Linked DNA regions of Homo sapiens: region 1 is linked to region 2. Evidence: chromatin loops called from intact Hi-C (ENCODE). Cell type or tissue: ovary. All regions are shown on one strand. Links, peaks and the distances in the headings refer to the core of each region. The heading gives the core; the rest is flanking DNA.

Region 1 (8,330 bases), core at 164-8,163, 190 kb before region 2:
TCTCTTGCTCACGTTATCCTAATAAAATTGTATCACAATTTTTTGTTACAACAATATTCAGTGTTCCTAAGTCTGTAAATGTATTCACTGCCATTTCATGTAGTCTGCTTTAAATACATGTCATCTACTATATACATTAGAGTTAATAATTTATTTCTTGCCCTTCCCCACCTTTTTTTTTGAGACAAAGTCTGGCTCTGTCGCCCAGGATGGAGTGCAGTGGCGCACTGCAACCTTGGCCTCCTGGGTTCAAGAGATTCTCGTGCCTCAGCCTCCTGAGTAGCTGGAATTAGAGGCATGCACCACCACATCTGGCTAATTTATTTTGTATTTTTTGTAGAGACGGGGTTTTGCCATGTTGGCCAGGCTGGTCTCAAACTCCTGGCCTCAAATGATCTGCCCACCTTGGCCTCCCAAAATGTTGGGATTACAGGCATGAGCCACCATGCCCAGCCTTGCCCCCTTTTTGTTTAGCTTTCTGTATATCTATTCTGAATTTACCACCAAAGGAGTATATGTATGTCTCTTCTGGATACATTCAAAGAAGCCCCTCCACTTCTTTGTATTCTGTTTCTTTGAGTCCCCGGCCTGGAATCCTGCATGCTCCAGCTCCTGCTGTGTCTGCCTGGGATCCATTCTGGGCTGCTGTCCAGCGGGCTGCCTGGGATCTCCCCTCGTCATCAAAGTGAGAATTCTCCTTGCCTCTCTCCAAGATGTGTACTCTCCAGTTTCCTGAATCCCAGGCTTTCCATGTCCATAGTTTACTTTCTTTATTAATCTTCTGCCATGTAGCAAATTACTCCAAAACTTAGCTGCTTAAAATGATGATAACGATTCATTAATTTTGTTTCCAGTAGGTACCTCCTGTTTCCTGTACAGCACCTTTATGGTCAACTGAGTATGGTGTCTTGAGTCTAGAGTCTTTCAAGTCAGATTTCTCCAGAAAGTGAACCCCATGCTCTGATGAGGTCAGGGGACAAGGGTACAGTGACTTACCTGGGAGAGGTGGCAGAATCTAACTGCCTCTTAGACATGCCAACAGTCTTGTCTTCAGCCCACGTGCACCTTCTGCGGTACCTGGTGCCTCCAGTCCCTCAGCCTTTTTGGGGTTGTGCTGCCTGAATTGACTTGCTTCTTACAGCTTCTACCCCCACAGGCACTTAGCTTCCAACATTCTCTGGTTGTCAGTCTGCTAAGTCAGTTACCTTTTGTCCATTTGCTTTCTGGCTTCAAAAATGTTAATGCCATCTTTCAACGGCTGCATTTTCTTCTCTCTCTCTCTCTCCTTTGTCCTTATGGATTTAGATTTTTTAAATATCCCATAACCGTTATTTTAGTGGGGGCTTTGGGAGAAACATCAGAGGCCTGGGAGTGTGCTCAATATTCCATGGCTAATTGGAAGTCATCTATCCATTTCTTCCGTTCAATAAATGTTGAGGTGCTCCAGCAGTAGGAACTATAGTCTGTATTTCTTAGGTATTGCCCCACAATAGATACTTACAGATTTGCACTGAATCCCACACTGGTGGGATCACAGTGGTGAGATGGCTACAGGATGGTCAACTTGGAGGAGATATTTGAGGAGGACCGTCAGTCTCCACCATACTCCCCGAGGATGCCTAAGCGCTGATGTCTGTTGCCCTTGCAAATGTAAAGCCAGTTCAGAAAAAGTTCCCTGCTTCCTAGTTCTGCCTTAGCTTACAGGGCCAGTGTGAGGGACACTTACTGAGTCACTCATTCACCCCTGCCTTCATTTCTAGTCTTTCATTCCTGTTGGCTTCAAGATACAAAGAAGCACTGAGACCTCCCCAAGCTGCTTGGTAACAGGTCTGCCTGGAGTCCCCTTTGGAAAAGCATTTGTGTGTTTGCTTGTAGGTCTGTGTGTGGTTGTGGTGGGTGGATTACATACTGGGGAAGTAATTCAAGTGGGAGAAGGGAGGAGCAGAGAGACAGATGGATAGGCCAGAGAAAGCTGAGAGATTCAACCAAAACAGCAAATATGATCAAGAGCCCAAATAGGCAAAAGTTAGGAACTCCATGGGGAAGGCTATGGTCGTGTAGCCATAGCCAGCTTTTTGCTGCGAGAAGGAAGTGGTGGACAAAATACCTAGCAAAAGTGATTCCATAGAGTGTGCAGAGAGCAAAGGCCACTGGCCCCTACTCATGTGAGTTTAGGTGCCATCCAGAGGGTGGGAAAGGATGCCTGTGTCCTCCAAAAATTCATGTTGAAATCCTAACCCCTAGTGTGATGGTATTAGAAAGTGGAGCCTTTGGAAAATCATTAGGTCAAGAGGATGGAGCCCTCATGAATGGCTTCAGTGCCCTTATAAAAGGGACCCCAGAGGGCTCTCTCTCCCTCTTTCTGCCATGTGAGGGCACAAGGAGAAGTCAGCTGTCTGCAGTCGGAAGCAGGACCTCCCCAGATCCCAACCCTGTGGGCACTGTGATCTTAGACATCCCAGCCTCCAGAACTGTGAGAAATACATTTCTGTGGTTTATCAGCCACACAGTCTATGATACTTTGTTATAACAGCCTGTGTGGACTAAAATAGTAATTGGTCCGAGGGCTTTCTGGCTTCTGTGGTCAATGGCAGTTCCTGCCTGAACGCTCTGTGCAGGACAAAGGAATTGAGGGACAGGTGTCAGCAAAAGACTCGTTTTGAGAATGCGGCTTGAACTCCTCAATTAGTACAGCTGGAATCTGGCTCCCTGAACAGCCCCTACATAAACAGAGTTCTCCCTGGATGGGTCATTTTTTCTTTTCATTCTCTCTCTCTCTCTTTTAAAATGGGGATTTGCCCAGGTTGGACTAACAACCCCTGGGCTCACATGATCCTCCCAGCTCAGCCTCCCAAGTAGCTGAGACTCTAAGGGCATGTCACCATGCCGGGAGTGGAGCACACAGATCTGAAATGTACAGCTAGATGAATTTGTGCATATGTATAGATGTGTGTAACCATCAACCAGATGGAGATACAGAATAACTTGAGCACCTACCCCAGAAGGTTCCCCTGTGCCCCCTCCTAGTCATGCCCCCATAAGCAGCCACATTCTGACCTTCAGCATAATTGATTGGCATCACCTGTTCTTGAACTTCATACAAATGGAATCCAATAGTTACTCTTTTGTGTCTGGCTTCTTTCACTCAACCTGATGTCCATAAGATTCATTTCTGTTACAGAGGTTTCAGTGGTTTGTTCTTTTTATTGCTGTGTAGTATTCCATTGTGTGATTACACTGCAATTTATCTACCCTCCTCCTGTTTTGGGGGATATGCAGTTTTGGAGCATTAATGCACAATTCCTGGAGAGTCTAGGAGTGAAGGCTCCTCAGTCCCCCAGCAGTGTCATTGCATGGCAAGATCATTCCCTCAAAACCCTATCAGACCTGCCATACAAGAGTTGTCTACAAGATGAGCAGTTTGTCTCTTGCCCCAAATAGTGGGGATCTAAAATACACATTGAGGAGCTCCATGGAGCCCATAATTCTGGGAGTCTGAAAGCCCAGAGACTGCACACCTCCCTTGTTTTGGCCCTACTTCTCCCACACCACTCCGGGCTCACTACTACATTGTAACCTTGGCCAAATCCAGCCTAGCCATCCTCCACCTGAATTTCTTCTTCAATTAACTGCAAAGAGGCCCAAATCAAATCACATATCAGGCCTATGATCAGGAATAACAAAAGCAGGAAAAGCCTCAGGGATGAGATTCTGGGCAGCTGATGCCGGGCTTTAACCTCCTCACCCTGCCATTGTGAGGACAACTCACACTACCCTGTCCTTAGCCCCTGCCAGCAGTTTGAGGCCCTTTATGAGATCTGCCCTGGGAGTAGGGGCCCAGACAAAGGCCGGGACTCTGCTGAGCTTATTGAAAGGAGAAAGGGCCCATTGATATGCATGGGAGGCCCGCCTCCCCTCCTTCCCTCCCTCCCTTTTCCTGGCCAGGAGTGGAGGCCAGCTGGGCCCAAGGCAGGCTTTGGGCAGGGCTGGACCAACTCTGAGGCAGCTTCTGCTGACCCCTCCCAGGGCCGACTTGCCTGGAGCACTGGATTTGACCCATGTCCCCCACCCTCCACCGACCCTCGACAGGTTAGCTATGATGGGGCAAGCAAAAGGTCCTGGCACTTCATTATCAATAAATGAAGTTTCCTGGGCCGGGTGAGGTGGCTCATGCCTGTAATCCCAGCAATTTGGGAGGATGAGGCAGGAGGATAGTTTGAGCCCAGGAGTTCAAGACCAGCCTGGCCAACATGATGAAACTCTGTCGCTACAAAAAAAAAAAAAAAAAAAATTCGCAGGGCATGAACTACAGGTGGCACAAACCTGTAGTACCGACTACTTGAGAGGCTGAGGTGGGAGGATCACCTGAGCCCAGGAGGATCAAACTTCAGTGAGCCCTGATGGTGTCACTGTGCTCCAGCCTGGGCGACAGAGCAAAATCTTGTCTCAAAGGAAGAAGAAGAAGGAAAAAAAAAAGGCCAAGGCAGGAGGATCAATTCAGCCCAGAAGTTCAAGACTAACCTGGGCCTTGTTTCCACAAAAAATTAAAAAAATAGCTGGGTGTGGTGATGCACACCTGTAGTCCCAGCTACTCGAGAGGCTGAGGTGGGAGGATCACTTGAGCCTGGGAGGCTGAGGCTGCAGTGAGCCGTGATTGCTCCACTGCACTCCAGCCTGGGTGACAGAGCAAGACCCTGTCGCAAAAAACGAAAGAAATACAATGAAGTTTCCTATCCCTGCCTCAGGCCATGGGGCCACCTCCACCAGACCCCTTGGAAGTCTTTGCTACCTTCCAGCTGCTGCCATCCTTCAGAGACCCCTGTCCAAGTCTGTCCTTGGGCAGAGCCTTGAGCTTGCTGTACCTTCTGCTGAGATTCCCTTTCCCCTGCTCTTTGCTCCTCTGCCTCTTCCCATCATTCACATCTTAACTCAAATAGCACCACCTCAGAGGGGCCTTCCCTGACCAACCAAGTTCATACGGTACCTCCGAAACACATCACTCTGTTTTATTTTCCCCTTGTTTGGTTATGTGATTATGAATGGTCTCCCCTGTTTGGAATGTAAACTTGCCATGAACTGAATGGTTGTATTCCTCCAACACTGGTATGTTGAAAGCCTATCAATATGATGGTGTTAGCAGGTAGGGCCTTTGGGAGGTGATTAGGTCATGAGCTCTCATGAATTGGATGAGTGCCCTTATCAAAGAGGCCCCAGAGAGATTCCTTGCCCTTTCTGCCACGTGAAGACACAGCTGGAAGGCACTATCCATGAATCAGAAAGCCAGCCCTCGCCAGACACCAAATCTGCTGGCACCTTGATCTTGGACTTCCCAGCCTCCAGAACAGTGGGAAGTAAGTTTCTGCTGTTTAAGCCACCCAGTCTACATATTTTGCTAAAGTCCTAGCTGACTAATATAAAACATCATTAGACGATGTCCATCTTACTCACCAGTGTATCCCTTGGGCCTCCAACCAGGCCTGATGTTGGTAACAAATCACCCCGAAAACTTACTGGCCTAGAGCGTTAGCAATTTTTAAAAAATCCTTCAAGGTTTCCATGTGTCATGAATTTGGACAAGGCATAGCAGGGGCAGCTTGTTTCCACTCCAGAATGTCTGGTGCTGGAATCGTCTGAAGGCTTGCGCACTCACCTGTCTGGGGGTTGATGCTGGCTGTCAGCTGGGCCGCAGCTGGACTGTCAGCTAGAAACCTACATGTGGCCTTTCCAGGTGCTCTCTCCATATGGGCTAGTTTGGGCTGCCTTGCAGTGTGGCTGCTGACTTCCAAGTGTGAAGATCTCAAGTGGGGTAGGCAAAAGTGGTGTCACCTTTTAAGACCTAGGCTTGGAAATCAAATAGTGTCACTTCTGCTGTAATCACACACCCACTCAGATTCAAGGGGAGGAAGCACAAACCCCATCTCTTGATGGGAAAGTTCTCAGTGTCACATTCTAAGAAGAGCATGTGGATTGGGATATGTTGTGGTGACCATCTTTGGAAAACACAATCTGCCACATCACTCATCAATCTTTGTTGATTGAATGACTGCTTTATGCTCTCAACTTCTTTCTCCACCTCCCTGTTTCACCACTTACCAACTATATGACTTGGGAAAAACACTTTCTGTATCAGTCAGAGTTCTACAGAGAAGCAGAACTAGTAGGATATGTGTGTGTGTGTGAGTGTGTGTGTGTTTATTGTAGGGGAAGAAAAAACATCTTTTCCTCTACATCCTCCTAGTTTCTCTGGCTGCGGCCCTGTTAATTAGACTAAAAAAAAGACAGATTAACAAGAGAAAAGCATACAAACTTATTTAATGGAAGCTTCACCTGACACAGGAGCCTTCAGAGGAAATGAAGTTAAGCTTCAGCATTTTAATACTAGGTTTGATGAAGAGTGGAGAGTAGTGAAAAAATGTGATAGAAAGGACCAAGGGGTATGCCCTAAGTGGAGTAAACTGAGGGAGACTTAGCAAGGCCTGTTAGTTCAGATTCCTATTGGTGTCCCTCTGTCTTCAGATATAAGGATGATCTTTTCTTCCAGGTCTAGAGAGGCCACCTCTCACATGAGGATCTTTCAATTTGTTTCAGAGGAGAAAGGGGAGTGAGAGGGTCTTTCCTGCAACTGCCATTTCTCAAATTCCTTCAACCTAAAATATTCTATATGCCAAGGCATTATATCTTGGGATAGTGTGTGTTGAACCCCTTCAGTGGATGGATAGATAGATAGATGGATAGATAGATATAGATATTTAAAGGAATTGGTACATGCAACTGTGAGGGCTGGCAAGTTTGGAATTTTTTTTTTTTTTTTTGAGACAAGGTCTCATTCTGTTGCCCAGGCTAGAGTGCAGTGGCATGATCTTGGCTCACTGCAACCTCTGCCTCCCAGGCTCAAGCAATCCTTCCACCTCAGCCTCCCAAGTAGCTGGGACTATAGGCACATGCCACCCACCACACCCAGGTACTTTTTTTTTTTTTTTGTATTTTCAGTAGAGATGGGGTTTCATCATATTGACCAGTCTGGTCTCGAATTCCTGAGCTCAAGTGATCCGCCTGCCTTGGCCTCCCAAAGTGCTGGGATTACAGGCATAAGCCACCATGCCTGGCCCGAGTTTGAAATTTGTAGGGCAAGCTGGTAGGCTAGAAACTCAGGCAAGATTTGATGTTGCAGTTTTGAGCCTGAAATTCACAGGACAGGCCAGCAGGCTGGAAACTCAGGATTTCTATGTTACGGTCTCAAGGCAGAATTCTTTCTTCTTTGGGAAACCTCAGTTTTGCTCTTAAAGTCTTCAACTGATTGGATGAAGCCCACGCAGATTATTGAGGGTAATCTCCTTTACTTAAAATCAACTGACTGTAGATGTTAATCACATCTGTAAGATACCTTCACAGCAACATCTGGAGTAGTGTTCAATCAAACAATTGGACTCCACAGCTTAGCCAAATTGACACGTAAAATGTAACCACCACACTTACCCTCTCTGAACCAGCTTTTCCCCCTTTGAAATAAAGATAAAAGTTCTTTACAAAGCTGTTGGGAGAATAAAATGAGAATCCCTATGTGGTACGCAGCCTCTACAATGGCCCCCATGATCTCTGCCTCCTGGTGTTCATGCCCTTTTGTAATCCCCTCCTCTGGAATGTGGGCTGGACTTATTGACTCAATTTTGCTGAAAAGAAATAGAGTAAGGCAGAAATGATGGGATGTCACTTCTGAAATTAGGCTATAAGAGGTTTTGGTTTGTATCTTGCCCACTCTATCTTGCTGTGTCACTCAGTGGCTCTGAAGGAAGCCAGCCGCCATCTTGTGAGCTGCCCTATGGGAAGGCCCACCTGGCAAGTGATATGATTTAGATATGTGTTCCTTCCAAATCTCATGTTGAAATGTGATCCCCAGAGCTGGAGGTTGGCCTGGTGGGAGGTGTTTGGGTCATAGGAATAGATACTTCCTGAAAGGCTTGGTACCCTCCCCATGATAAGTGAGTTGTCACTCTGTTAGTTCATGAGAGAACTGGTTGTTTAAAACAGCCAGGCCGCCCCTCCTCTCTCCCTTGCTCCCACTCTCACCATGTGAGTGCATCTGCTCCCCTTTCGCCTTCCACCATGACTGGAAGCTTCCTGAGACCCTCACCAGGAGCAGATGCTGGAGCCATACTTCCTGTACAGCCTGCAGAACTGTGAGCCAAAATAAACCTCTTTTCTTTATAAATTACCCAGCCTCAGATATTCCTTTATAGCAACACAAAACGGACTAACAGAGCATGGAACCGATGTCTCCAGCCAGCAGCCAATGAGGCCCTGAGGCCTGCTGATAGCAACTGCATGAGTGA
Region 2 (8,330 bases), core at 25-8,024:
GTGATTTGTTACCCAGACACATCTAATACTATGCCACAGATCATTGGACTCTGATTGGATAAGGGGTGGGGAAGTCATCATGATATCATGATGGCAGCTACCATCCCTTGAATGCCCACTCTGTGCCAGCCACTCTACTATAACTTGACCCACTGTACGTAACCTCCTCCTTACAAAGATCCTGGCAGGGCACGGTGGCTCACACCTGTAATCTCAGCACTTTGGGAGGCCAAGGTGGGTGGATCACGAGGTCAGGAGATCGAGACCATCCTGGCTAACACAGTGAAACCCCGTTTCTACTAAAAATATAAAAAATTAGCTGAGCGTGGTGGCAGGTGCCCGTAGTCCCAGCTCTTCAGGAGGCTGAGGCAGGAGAATGGCGTGAACCCGGAAGGTGGAGCTTGCAGTGAGCCAAGATCGAGCCACTGTACTCCAGCCTGGGCAATGGAGCGAGACTCCACCTCAAAAAAAAAAAAAAAATCCTGAGACAGGGCTTATCATTCCCAATTTAGACGTAAGGCACACAAGTGTCAAGCCACTTGTCCAAGCCACACAGTCAGTAAGTGGCAGAGCTCTCTCTGGCACCATCCTCTGGGACACTGTCCCATGGGCCTGTGTGAAGAACCACCTTTCCTAGATTCATCTCTTCCTCCTTGTGTGTCCCCGTCAGCTTGGGCTTGGGCCAGTGTCTTAGTCTGTTCAGGTTGCCATAAAAAAATACCATAAACTGGGTGGCTTATAAACAACAGAAATTTATTGCTCACAGTTCTGGAGGCTGGAAAGTCCAAGATCGAGGCACCAGCAGATTCAGTGTCTAGTGAGGGTCCTCTGTGTCATAGATGGCACCTTCTATGTGTGAGGACATGGTGGAAGGGACAAATAAGCTCCCTTGGGCCTCTTTTATAAGGGCACTAATCCCATGAGGGCAGAGCCCTCATGAACTGATCATTTCCCAAAGGCCCATCCTCTGGGCCTTTGGTATTAGTATTTCTTAATACTATTGCACTGGGGATTAGTATTAACAAATGAATTTTAGGGGGACACAAATGTTTATACCATTGCAGCCAGCAAGCTATGATTAGGGCAGAACAAGCATTGTCTAACAAAGATAGCTCTGTAGGATGCCCTGGGCCCTAATTCCTCCCACCCCCACTGCTCCCACCCATCAAAGACAAAAGCTTTAGGAAATTGTCATGCATGGCAGACTGTATTTCCCAAGAAGGGCTGCAACAATATCATCCACCTCATGTGCTCTTTAACAATGTGACATTGACATTCTCCACTGACATTGAGAAATGAGGTCTGTGTCCCATTCCCTTGAATCCAGGCAGGCTTGTGACTCGTTCAATCAACACCATGGAAGTTCCCAAGACTGGGTCATAAGAGCCCATGCAGCTTCCGCTGCGTTTCTTGGAACAATCACACTTGAAGCCCTGAGTTGCCATGTAAGAAGTCCCACTATGCTAAGGCTGCCATGCTGTGAGGAAGCCCAAGCTACATGGAGAGGTCACCTGAAAACTCTTCAATCCACAGTCCAAGTGTTTGAGTCCTCCTAGTCCAGGCACCAGACATGTAAATGCTGGAACCTTCAGATGACCCCAGCTCCTAAGCATCACATCATCTCTGATCTTTGAGTCTTTCCAGCTGAGCCCTCAGATATCGCAGGGCACAGTCAAGCCATCCCCTATTGTGCCCTGCACAAATTCCTGACCCAGAGAGTCCATAAGCATAATGAAATGTTTGTTTGAAGTCACTAAATTTTGGAGTAACTTGTTATGTAGCAACAATAACTGGAACAATATACCATAAGAAGTGGGTGGAAGGTTGGGTCAGTCAGTGGGTCCCCGCAACCTACACGTTCAGATTCGCCACCACTGCTTCTCAGCTCTGAAAACCAGAAACCTCCATCCCCCTTATACTACTATCCCCACTTACCACTGAGAACTGAAACCACATTATTCCTTCTCCCTGGGATTCTCACCCCCTGATATTAACTCATTGTGCAGTCACCTCCCACATTAAATGAGGCCAAGCTATATAACCAATAAGATAGTGTATAAATGATAAACTGAGACTTCAAGGTTAGGTGATAAAAGACATTGTGGGCTCAGTCTGGCTCTCTTTTGAGTCACTTGCTCTCAGGGAAGCCAGCTACCATGCCATAAGGGCACTCAAGCAGTCCCATTGGACAGGCCCACATGGCAAGAAACCGAGCCCTCCTGCCAACAGCCAACAACATTGCACCATCTATGTGAGCGAGCCACCTTGAAAGTGGGTATACTTCAGCCCCAGGAAAGCTTTCAGATGACTGTTGGAAGTGCCGGCCAACACCCTGGCTGCAACCTCATGAGACACCCCAAGCCAGGACCACCCAGCTAAGCCACTCTCAAATTCCTAACTCTCAGAAACTATGAGATAATAAATGTTTATTGTTTTAAGTCACAAAGTTTTGGGGTAATTTGTTATTCCCTGTCCCTATGTTAAACAATACTGGGACCAGGCATATGCTCATGTCCCCATGTTTAAATAATACTGAAAACAAGCAAAAATAACTTAGCTACTTGCCCTAAGAAATACTTGCTTCTGAAAGATAAGATGGAACCAACTAAAATAACTTGTTGTCAAGACCAACAGCTAGCTAGCCAATCAAGGGTTACTACAGCACTTTGGCCTTGCTGTGTTCAAGAGCCGAAAGCTATTTCTTCATAAACTCTCCCCAGTCCAAATTTCTTGCCTTGAAAGACCCAATTTGCAAATCACCTAGTCTGGGCTCTAAAACACTATAAATACATGTCCCCAGTTTCCCCACTTTGAGACGCTAGTAACATTCTGTCAAGGGGGCTCTTTCTTATTGAAGCAGGTCTAATAAACTTAGCACTGCTTGATTTTTTCTGATGGTCTTTTTTGGGGAGTTGATAGTCAACATTATATACCCTGCAAACTGGGACTTCCACTCCTGGGTGTTTTGTTTGTTTGTTTGTTTGTTTTGAGATGGAGTCTCGCTCTGTTGCCCAGGCTGGAGTACAGTGGCCTGATCTCGGCTCACTGCAAGCTCCACCTCCTGGGTTCACGCCATTCTCCTGCCTCAGCCTCCCAAGCAGCTGGGACTACAGGCGCCCACCACCACGCTTGGCTAATTTTTTTGTATTTTCAGTAGAGACAGGGTTTCACCGTGTTAGCCAGGATGGTCTCGATCTCCTGACCTCTTGATCCGCCCGCCTCAGCCTCCCAAAGTGCTGGGATTACAGGCGTGAGCCACTGCGTCCAGCCTGTTTGTTTGTTTTTATAGATAGGGTCTTGCTCTGTCCCCCAGGCTGGAGTACAGTGGGTCGATCATAGCTCACTGCAGTCTCAACCTCCTGGGCTCAAGCAATCCTCCTGCCTCAGCCTCCCAAGCAACTGTGTCTAAAGGTGTGCGACACCACACCCAGCTACTTCTTAAAAATTTTTGGTAGAGATGAGGTCTCGAACTCCTGGCCTTAAGCAATCCTCCTGCCTCAGCCTCCCAAGCAACTGTGTCTAAAGGTGTGCGACACCACACCCAGCTACTTCTTAAAAATTTTTGGTAGAGATGAGGTCTCGAACTCCTGGCCTTAAGCAATCCTCACGCCTCAGCCTCCCAAAGTGCTGGGATTACAGAAGTCAGCCACCGTGCCCGGCCTTCTTATGGGTTTTATTTGTTCATCTGTCTTTGTGCCGTCCCACTTGCCCACTAGCCACATGTGGCTACTTCAATTAAAGTCAAAGAAAATATAAAATTCACTTCCTCAGTCACACCAGCCACATCTCAAGTGCTCAGTAACCACATGTGGCTGGTGGCTCCCCTGTTGGACAGCACAGATAGAAAACCTTTCCATGCTCACAGAGGGTTCTGTCGGACAGCGCTGCTCTGGGGGAAAGTGGGTCATTTGCTTCAGAGGATGGCTGCCCCCAAGGAAGCTCTCCGCAGACAAGTTGGGGGGCGGCTGCAAACTGGGTGCTGGCCGCTTCCCAGAGCAAAATGGACTGCCAAGCTGGCCCCTCCTAGGCTCGACACGTGTCTGCAGGCATGACTCCACCAGGCAGGCCCTTCCTCCTCTGGCTTGCAGGAAACCATCAAGCTTTAGACTCATGGTGCACACAGGCATGCTTATTTCTGGGAGTGCACGTGATTTCCGCAGAGCAGCCCTGGCTCAGCTGGGAAGGAAGATAGATGGTCTGCAATCAACACACCGCCTCCCTCACCAACCCAAGGGCCTGCAGCTGCGCTTGTTTTCTGATTTCAGGTCTGATAAGTGGCCTGCTGGCCGTCAGAATCTCCTAGCCAAGTCTCCAGGGTCTTTGTCATCCCCCAGCTTGGAGACCTGGGGAGAAGTTGGGGAGGAAACCATGGCTTCCCTATGTGGCACCCTTAGATACAGGACTGGACCAAAGTGTGAATTAGAAATTAATCAAATCATCGGACATTTTTCCTTTTCTTTTTTTTTTTTTTGGCTTTGAGAATTTTTATTTCTTCCATGGTAACTCTTCCTGGTTGGAGAATGTCATTTAAAATAATTCTGTCTTTAAAACTGTGGGATGAGGGGAAGGAAAATGTCACCTCCAACCAGGTCCTCACCATGCAAATCAAGGACATTTCAAAATGCTGGCAATCTGCTAGAGGACTTCAAAGGTGTCCAGGTCCAATTACACTTCATTTGGGGTGTGAATTGAGGAACTCTGGGGGAGGTGGCCGGGGTGGAACGTGTCAGGGTCGATACTGTGGTAATGAACCTAGGCCTTTGTTCCTGGGAGCCCAGCTGCTGACAAGTGGGCTGTTTCCTGAAGGGCGGAGGTGTTTCTGTGTCCCCCACCAGGTGCGGGAAACAGGGTAGAGACTGTCGCTGCCATTAAAAAAAAAAAATCATTTTAGGGTGGTCTTTTCTTTCTCTTTGCTTTTAAAGACCAAAGGTTGATCACAACTTAAAATTAAAGGGGGTGGAGGGAGCCTGCAGCCTAGGTCAACATCTAAATCTTTTCAAGTCCTAGAGTTACCCACACTATGGGTCTCACACAATTTGTTTGAATTGGGGTCTGGGGAATTACTCTTCTCTAACTTATGACTTGGGTGCTGCTGCAATTTCTGTGGCAGAATATGTTTGGATGGACATGGGAAGAGGCCTGAGGAAAGAGGTCCTTAGCATTCATTCTGGAATGCTTTAAAAATAACGTTCTTTTAAAAACGATTTTGGTTTTGCTGGCTAGTTAGAATGGAACTGACTGGCCGTTTGGGAAACTCAGCCCTGTGTGGGCAAGGCTGATGGCTTAAGGGCATTCAAGAATGATTCATGCAAGTTCTTCTAGTCCAAAACACCCCTCGAAAAGACACAACATATTCAGAAATCTCAGATAAGGCTGGGTAGGAGCAGGTCTGCCGGGTAGATTTCAGCAGGGTGCGTAAGAGCAATCAATCTACTGCAAGTGCGAATCGGGATCAAAAGCCGGCCTCTCCCACTTGCTGGGATGCTTATGCAATTCATTATTTTATGTCCTTGGTTTCTTTTTTCAAATGCAGATACCCCAGAAAGGTAACACATTCAGTTACGCACACTTTAGTGCAAATGCATTCATCAGAAACTTTTTTTTTTTTTGAGACGGAGTTTCGCTCTTTCACCCAGGCTGGAGCACAGTGGCGTGACCTCGCCTCACTCCAACGTCCGCCTCCCGGGTTCAAGCGATTCTCTTGCCTCAGCCTCCTGAGTAGCTGGGATTACAGGCGCCCACCATCACACCCGGCTAATTTTTGTATTTTTAATAGAGATGGGGTTTCATCATGTTGGCCAGGCTGGTCTCAAACTCCTGACCTTGTGATCCGCCTGCCTCGGCCTCCCAAAGTGCTGGGATTACAGGTGTGAGCCAGCGTGCCCGGCCAAGAAACATTTTAAATGGCAGTGGAACCTGGGTGAAGCTGCCTGTGAGCAGGGAAGAAAAAAGTACGGATGCTGGAGCCACCCCCTGCAGATGCCATTTCCTAGGGTGAAGCCCTAGCGTCAATATTATTTTTTAAAGCTCCCCAGCTGGTGTCAATATGCAGCCAAGTTGAGAACCCCAGGAGAGAGAATCGAGGCTGAAAGAGGATGGATGGATGGACGGGAAGAATCAAAAGAAAAAACAGCTTCTCTTTTTTTTTTTCTTTTTTTAGAGATGGGGGTCTTGCTGTGTTGGCCAGGCTGCTCTCAAACATCTGGCCTCAAGAGATCCTCCCTCCTCGGTCTCCCAAAGTGCTGGGATTACAGGCATGAGCCACCACGCTCGGCCCACATAATTCCTCCAATGAAAGACCCAGGTTTGAGTCCTGGCACTCCACTTGATGGCAGCTTGATCCTGGTAGAGTTACTTATCCCCCTCTGAACTGCATTTTCTTCATCTGTTAAATAGGGATAATACACTTAATAAACAGTGATTCTCAAACTTGAATGGGCGTCAGAATCACCTGGAGGGCTTCTTAAAACACAGATCCCCGGGCCTCAGCCCATCTCCAAAGAGTATGACTCAGCCAGTCTGGTGTGAGCCCCCAACATCTGTGTTTCTAACAAGCTTCCCAGTGATGCTGCTGGGCCAGGACCATGCTTCGAGAACCACTGATATCAGGGGCAGTTGAACTGGTTATTATTAGCTCACAAATTTAATCCACAGATGAGACCTGAAACCAATGGCAACACCCCGTTCTCTCTTAAAAGGGGTCAAGAGCCAAATAGGGCTTGAACTTGCATACAAATATTCACCAGGTTTTAGCATTTTGCTGTGATGTAGCCCACCTTCAAACCTGAGGCTGAAGCCACCAATGGACCATTATGGTGAAGACTGCTCTGGAAGCAGAATTGTGCCTGGTCCGCAAAGACCCACCCACCCTAGAAAAAAGCACCTCTGCCCCCTGTCATTCCAAAGAGGCCTGGCCTGGTCTTTCTGGAGCCTGCTGTGCCCTGGGACCTGGTCACTAAAAGCAGGTGTAACAGATTAAAGCTGCTGTGTCCCCTGAGGGGGTGAGCCCTGCCTTCTGAAGCACAATTTACACTGTGAAACCACGAGTTGAGGGGAGCGGGAGGGGGCACATTTCCTCTTTAAAAATGCTCAAAGTCTTTCAGCTGATGCTCAGAGCAGGGCTGGCCTAGGCAAGGGTTTGAAGTAGGAAAGGTCACTATTTGTCTTTTTTTTTTTTCTCCTTGAGACAGAGTTTCGCTCTGTCGCCCAAGCTGGAGTGCAATGGGGTGATCTCGGCTCACTGCAGCCTCCACCTCCTGAATTCAAGCAAGTCTCCTGCCTCAGCCTCCCAAGTAGCTGGGATCACAGGTGTGGGCGTGCACCACCACACCTGGCTAATTTTTGTATTTTTAGTACACCATGTTGGCCAGGCTGGTCTTGAACTCCTGACCTCAAGTGATCCACCCGCCTTGGCCTCCCAAAGTGCTGGGATTACAGGTTTGAGCCACTGCGCTCAGCCACTACTTGTCATTTATGCTCTATTCCCATCCCAGCCACCCACCCCTGCTTCTCCTGTCCCACAGCCTGGCCTCCTTGTGTCTCCAGCCTGGGATCGCTGCCTGTCTCTGCCCCAGACTATCCCTTACTCCTCCTATCAAAATGCTATCAGGTGGAGAGCAGTGGTTCATGCCTGTAATCCCAATACTTTGGGAGGCCGAGATGGGAGGATCACTTGAGCTCAGGAGTTTGAGACCACCTTGGGTCTCTACAAAAAAAAAAAATTATTTTAATTATCCAGGCATGGTGGAATGCACCTGTAGTCCCAGTTATTCTGCCCATATGGGTTGCATCTTCCATTTGAGAGCCTCTCACCCTAAGTCTCACAGTCACCAGTACCCTGGCTTCCAGGACAAACCTGGATGATTTCCCCCCAGGCTTAAAGGAAGACTAGAGACTTAAAGGAAGCTGGACTTTTATGAAAAACTCATTGTGGGTGGGGGGCCCAGAGACTTAAAGGAAGCTGGACTTTTATGAAAAACTCATTGTGGGTGGGGGGCCAAAAATTAACTAGGCATGAAGAACCTGGGAGATACCAGATTATTCTGGCTCACTAGGGCTTTACACTTATCTGGCCACAGCTGGGACATACTCCCTTCTCCCTGGACCGTGCAGTCTGGGCCCACCTCACCCCCAGTGTGGGCCACCTATTATGATGCCCCCCAAAATGGTGTCAATTCAAGAGTACCTGCTTCTCTAGGGTCTAGGCTTTGGGGGCCCAACTTATCACAACTTGAAGTTACTGTTTTAAAATTTATCTTATTTATTTGTTAATTGTGTCATCTGTTAACATGTTATAGCTCCATAGGACAATCACTGGCGGTCTTATTTAC

The links. A loop is a pair of places that touch in the nucleus more often than their neighbours do. Peaks named below come from ENCODE experiments on the same cell type or tissue, not always from the same donor. Only the 100,000 strongest peaks of a DNase experiment are listed, where the experiment ranks them.
Region 1: a loop joins it to region 2, with 2.1 times the contacts of the local background. A loop is called at or near these places in 9 of 110 quality-filtered maps.

The regions. Positions count from the first base shown.
Region 1 is chrX:40,455,315-40,463,644 of GRCh38, reverse strand. No RefSeq gene overlaps it. Among named protein-coding and RNA genes, the nearest start is that of ATP6AP2, 120 kb to the left of the region's middle. In ovary, for the core only: no CTCF peak of the experiment used is centred there; a DNase peak (open chromatin) is centred at 4,044.
Region 2 is chrX:40,269,370-40,277,699 of GRCh38, reverse strand. All of the region lies in intron 1 of LINC03099 (long intergenic non-protein coding RNA 3099), which reads right to left. Among named protein-coding and RNA genes, the nearest start is that of LINC03099, 11 kb to the right of the region's middle. In ovary, for the core only: no CTCF peak of the experiment used is centred there; a DNase peak (open chromatin) is centred at 3,968; H3K27ac peaks cover 312 bases.